Regions from separate parts of the Homo sapiens genome. Here region 2 is linked to region 1. Evidence: chromatin contacts called from ENCODE POLR2A ChIA-PET data. All regions are on one chromosome and are shown on one strand. The core of a region is the stretch at or near the end of the contact, and the rest is flanking DNA. Distances in the headings are between cores, read along the strand shown.

Region 1 (2,768 bases), core at 40-2,539:
CCAGGATCCTTTGGTTCCACCACCCTCAGACTCTCAGGACCCACATCAAGAGATGGCAGTGGCTCCAATGAAACTGCTGAGATGCCAGAAGAGAAGTAGTTTGTAGGAATGGTCTCAGTGGAGCTACTAGGGCTGGCAAGAGAGACATCAGCCACTGGTGGATGAGGTGCCCGCAGATGTGGTGCGTCAACCTCCATGCCAGGCTGTGTAGTGTCAGCCCCACTAGACATTGGTGGCTCATCTGGAGGACGGACAGTAGGTGAGGGAGCAGCAGAGCCTTTCCATTCCCCTTTGCCCCAGTGGCCTGATGTCTCAGCAGATGCCAACGAAGGTTGGGTGCCACGGGAAGTACTAGACAAAAACTCCAAACTAGGAAGCTGTGAGTTGGTTTCCTCCTCCTTCTTGGTACTGTCTGCCTCTGCCAGGGCCCGGGCTTGAAGCCGCCGCTTACACACCTTGACGATGTCATTCATGTGCAAGTAGCTGGCAGCTGCCAGCACATCCTCCACAGGGGTATCCCCTCTCAGGGTCAGCTGGCCAGCATACATAAAGTCCAGAAGCAGCCCAAAGGCTGGGGCTGTGACAATTTCATTGTGAATACACACCAGATCCCTCTTGTCCAATTCCCGCTCCTTGTAGAAAAGCTGGAAGAATGGGCTGCAGGAGGCCAGCACAGCCCGATGGGCCAAGAACTGGGTACTACCCACCATCACGGTGCAGTCACAAAGGAAACCCTGGGACCGCTGCTCCCGGAGGCTCTGCAGCAGCTGCTGACTGTGTTCTGGGAACTCCATAGTACCCCACGAAGGAAAGGGGGCCCAAAAAAGGTCCCCACCAGTGGCTCCCTGAGAAAAAAGGGCAGTGAGTTAAGACAGGTAACCTCCCCAGCAACCTTATCAGCCCTTAACTATCACTTGCCACTCCAAAACAATCGCTTAAGTTACTGCCCTTCTTTCTCCTAGGTCACACCCAAAGCTCTCCCATTAGCTCCGCCCACCTCGGCCTAACCTTAGAACAGGCCCCACCCCCGTCCGATAAGCCCTGCCCCCGGAAGTCCCGCCCCTTAGCCACCCTCCGCTTCCTTGATGCCCACCCGGTAGCGTCCAACGGCTCCACGAAGTAGAGATCTTTTTCGCTCCCAGGCCTTGCCAGGCGATGCCTCTACGCCCCACTTCGAGAACTCCCTAAGCATCTCCCTCACGCATTCCAGGGGCTAAGGACTACCAGGGTGGGAACTAGCGGAGAAAGCTGATACCTCACCCACCACCGAGCAGCCACAGGGCGAGCTCCGCCCCTTCCCACCTTCTCAGCTTTAATTGGCTTAAGATTGCCCTCCCCTGTCACGGATTGGTCCGCTCTCCACTAACCATCCTCCCTCTAACTGCCGTCTACAATTGGGTGCTCGCCGCCATCGCTTTTGCAGTCAGGCGTTGGATTGGGTGACGCTCCTGTCCTCAACTTTTCCTCTTCGTCCCGCCTTCCTTGCCTCCGAGCCCTCAGGATTGGCTGAGCTTCTCCTTCTACCTAATCCAGCAGGCAGGAGGTACCCGGCTCCGAGTCGCTGAACGCGGCGCTCTCCTGGCGAGGCTGGAGGTCGGGAACCCTGCAGTGTCGGACCCGAGCTGACAGCAAGCCACTCCCGCTACAGGCTGACAGGGAAAAAGAGAACCAACTAGGCCAGGCGCAGTGCTTCACGCCTGTAATCCCAGGACTCTGGGAGGCCGAGGAGGGCGGATCACTTGGGGTCAGGAGTTCGATACCAGCCTGGCCAACATGCTGAAACCCCGTCTCTACTAAAAATACAAAAATTAGCAGGTCTTGGGGGCGCGCGCCTGTAATCCCAGCTACTGGGGAGGCTGAAGCAGGAGAATCACTTGAACCCGGGAGGCGGAGGTTGCAGTGAGTCAAGATCGTGCCACTGCACTCCAGCCTGGGCGACAGAGTAAGACCCTATCCCCCCACCCCCCCAAAAAAAGAGAACCAACTGGTGACTGTGGGCAATAGCCCCACGTCCCTGAACTGCGTTTGTCTCTTGAAGGTCCCTTCCTCTCAAAAATTCTAAGATTTGCCGGGTTCGGTGGCTCACGCCTTTAATCCCAGCAGTTTGGGAGGCTGAGACGGGCAGATCACTTGAGGTCCGGAGTTCAAGAGCAGCCTGGCCAACATAGTGAAACCCCATCTCTACTAAAAATACAAAAATCAGCTGGGCATGGTGGCGCGTGCCTGAAATCCCAGCTTCTAGGGAGGCTGAGGCAGGAGAATCTCTTGAACCCAGGAGGCAGAGGTTGCAGTGAGCCAAGATAGCGCCACTGCACTCCAGCCTGGGAGACAGAGCAAAACTCCATCTAAAACAAACAAACAAAAAAACATTTTAAGATGCCCTACTGCTCCACTCCTCCAAGCTAAGTTTCCGGGGCTCCCGGCTCAGTGATGGCATGAAAGAACTAGCAGCTACAGGGATGATGTCGTGGTGTCCCTAGCCTGGACTCTACAGTCAATTTACAGTGAGAGGATAGAGTGTTCTTTGTTTCCAGAGCGTGCTGAGCAGGTGCTGGTAGGAAGGGTAAGAATGGGGTCAGGATCATAAAATGTCCCAGGACAGGAGAGAAGAAGCAAAAACCGTGTCTACTGAAGAAATCTTTGAGAGTCTCTACACACCCAGAGGAAAAGGCTATAAGTTGGGAGTCACTGATAACTGCCCCGTCTGACCCAGGTAGTGTTACTAGAGGAGTAAACTCGGTGCCCTAATCCTCACTCCTTCACCCACC
Region 2 (2,700 bases), core at 180-2,679, 4.4 Mb after region 1:
CTGCTCGGGTACCTCCGGCCGGGCTCCGTCGACGTTCGGAGCCTGCTGGCCCGTCGGGCAGCTGTCGGGCCGCGGGAGTCGGTCCGTGGGCAGGGCCGGCGCAGCTCGGGCGGCTGCTGCCCCGTCGCTGACCCCCGCGCGAAGCTGCGCGCACCAACAGGAGACATCTTCCCGGCCGGGCCTCCCGCGCCCGCCACGGCCCAGGGCGGCAGGGTCGGGCCGGGGGCCGGGGGCGGCCCGCGCACCCCTCCGTGGGGGGCGCCCCGACTCGCCGGGGGCGGGGTCACGTCCCACCCGGGCCGCCGGGGGCACCGGCGCGGCGGAAAGCTGAGCGTGGCCGAGGAGCGGGGGCTTCCTGGGCCACCTCGCCGGGCGCCTCCGGCCGGCGGTGGGCGCGCCGGCCGCCACCGCCCCCGGGCCGTCGCGGAGACCGCTTCTGCGCCTGGTACCTGTGGACGCCCTTGTTAAGCGCCTGCAGCACCCCCGGGGAGCCGAGCCCAGGACAGACATGCTACTCCTGTTTCCTGCCCCTTCGGAGCGACGAGCAGTGGGTGAGGCGGGGCCAGGCCGCTGCACCGAGGAGCCCCCGGGCCCAGGGCAGACGGGCCCCGTGGCGGCGGCGCCGGGGCCTGCCCGGGAATGGCGGGCAAGCCGGCCTCGGCCCACCGGCCGGCACGCGAAGGGAGGGCAGCCGGCGGCCATGCGCCCCTTCCCTGCGCCCTCTCGCCCTGGGCAGGCCTGAGCCGGGAGCCCAGGTCCCGCGGGCCCAGCCCGGCGGCTTGACCCCGGGAGACCCTGCTTTGAGGCGGGTATCGGTTGCCCTGGCCCAGGCCTCCCGGCCCTCAGGTTGTGTGACTGTGACGGGCAGCCTGGGGCCAAAGGCGGTTGAAGGGGAAGGGGACGCAGATCTCCCACTGCTTGGGGGGGGTGATGTGCTTTGTGGGGGGTCGGGGGTCACCACCCTCCCAGGGGGGTGGGGGAGGGCGGCCAGCACAGCTGGCCGCGAGGGGCGGGGTCGCAGAGGCGAAGTGTGTGTGAGGGTGTGTGGGGGGAGGGCGCGCGGAGGAGGATCGGTGCCCTGCGCGCAGGCGCGAGCAGCCAGCCAGGCCCGAGCCCTGGAAGAACGCCGACGGGGAGCGGGGGCGGCGGGCTGGCGGGAGGGAGGGAGGGCGGGCGGCCTGACGCGAGGGGGCGCAGGGAGCCGCGTCGGCGTCGCGGGGCGCGGGCGATTCGAGGCCGACGCATCCGCGCGTGCGCGCGCCGGCGGTGTGTCCGCGTTAGAGGGGAGTGACGCGTGCGCGTTCACGCGCGCCCGGGAGAGCGGTAAGAAGCGCAGGGAGGCCTGAAGGGGGTGGGGGGGTGGAGAGGCGAGCTGGAGGAGGGGTGGGGAGGTGGCGCCTGCGCAGTGCGCCTCGGAGGAGCTGTGTGTATGTGAGAGTCTGACGGGTTCAAAATGGCGGCGGCTGCTTCAGCGGCTCCTCCTGTGTGAGGGAAACAACACCCCTCCCCGGCAGCGGCGGCGGCGGCGGCGGCTCTCGGAGCACCTTCCCAGCGGCTGGGCCCGTGGCCGCTCTGTCTTTCCTGGGCAGGGGACGCTCCGGGAGGAGGGGCAACGCCAGGGGGCCCATCCCCCGGAATCCCTCTTCTGCGACTGGGGAGTAGCCGGGGGGCTCGTCCCGCAGCGCGGAGCCAGACCTGAGGGGGAGACGCGAGGGGAGCCAGGGCCCCCATCCCGGCGCGCCGCGCCGCTCCCGCCCTGTCCGCCCCCCGGGGCCGGGGCCCGCGTTCCGGGGGGCCGGGGCGGCGCGGGGAGCCTCGGGCCGGCCGGTCTCAGCTGATCGGCCGCTGCTCCCGCAGGCGACCAGCCCCTGCTGGCCGAGGGCACGGCGAGGAGGGCGCTCCCTGCGGCCGGGGCCGGCCCGGGGCTCGGGCCCGGGCTGCTGACCGCTGGCCTGGGGGAGGCGGGGGCGCCCCGGGCTCGGCGCCGAGGGGTCGCGCTCCTCTCTCCTGACGCCTCCGACTCCCGGTCTCCAAAGCCAGAAGAGAAGGTTTGATTCAGCAACTGTTTGCTCCCTTTTCCTGGTCGCTCTGACCCTCTCTGGATACTGGGTTGATCCACGGAAAAACCGAAGACGACGTTTGGGATTTAATTATTCCTCTCAGCTTTGGAATCTTTTACTTCTCACTTGGACAAGAACTCAAGAGCAGAATCTCCGGTGAGTTTCCCCCTCCCCCCCCTCATTTGGAAGTTTGGTTGACTGTGTTATCCAAAGACTGAATGCAAAGTTTCTATCTCTTTTTCCGATGGGTGAACCATTGAAACGCCTTTTCCTGGGGGAGCCCAGCGAGATTCGCCCTTTTTCCTCTCCGGCCCTGGCTGCTCCATGCCCAGGCGGTCGTCGCCCAGGGGGTGCAAGCACGGTTTCCCTCCCGACTTCGGGCCAGGGCTTCCTCCGGGAGGGCTCTGCCTCTAACTGCTCTGCAAACTGTGTCATCGGGTCCTCTGGTCTCGTAGCAGTTTTGAAAGGATGCTGTTAACGTGGCTGTAATGTAGTGACAAAAACGGGGGGAACCTGTGTTCTCAATGGAAGCCATTATCCACGAGAATATTTAGAAAAAAGAAAACCCTTTCTTGGTATTACGGATTGACCGTCGCGCCGGCCGGTCTTTTATTTAATTTTTGGACAAGATGTATTTTCC

Evidence for each region. ChIA-PET counts read pairs that join two places held with the same protein, here RNA polymerase II (POLR2A).
Region 2: POLR2A ChIA-PET joins it to region 1 with 10 read pairs in OCI-LY7. The contact joins the promoter of KDM2A here to the promoter of ZBTB3 in region 1. POLR2A ChIA-PET finds 5 or more read pairs at or near these places in 2 of 52 experiments (H1 and OCI-LY7).

Annotation. Positions count from the first base shown.
Region 1 is chr11:62,752,871-62,755,638 of GRCh38, forward strand. ZBTB3 (zinc finger and BTB domain containing 3) reads right to left here and starts at 1,290. Exons shown (of 2, transcript NM_001370809.1): 1 at 1,094-1,290; 2 at 1-845. The coding sequence starts at 794. RefSeq lists enhancers at 1-820, 1,701-2,578.
Region 2 is chr11:67,117,834-67,120,533 of GRCh38, forward strand. It overlaps KDM2A (lysine demethylase 2A), which reads left to right and starts at 1,430. Exons shown (of 21, transcript NM_012308.3): 1 at 1,430-2,216. It overlaps LOC107984341 (a long non-coding RNA gene), which reads right to left and starts at 515. Exons shown (of 2, transcript NR_160735.1): 1 at 1-515. RefSeq lists silencers at 337-386, 527-806, 987-1,426, 1,567-1,636, 1,817-1,956 and 2 more and an enhancer at 867-916.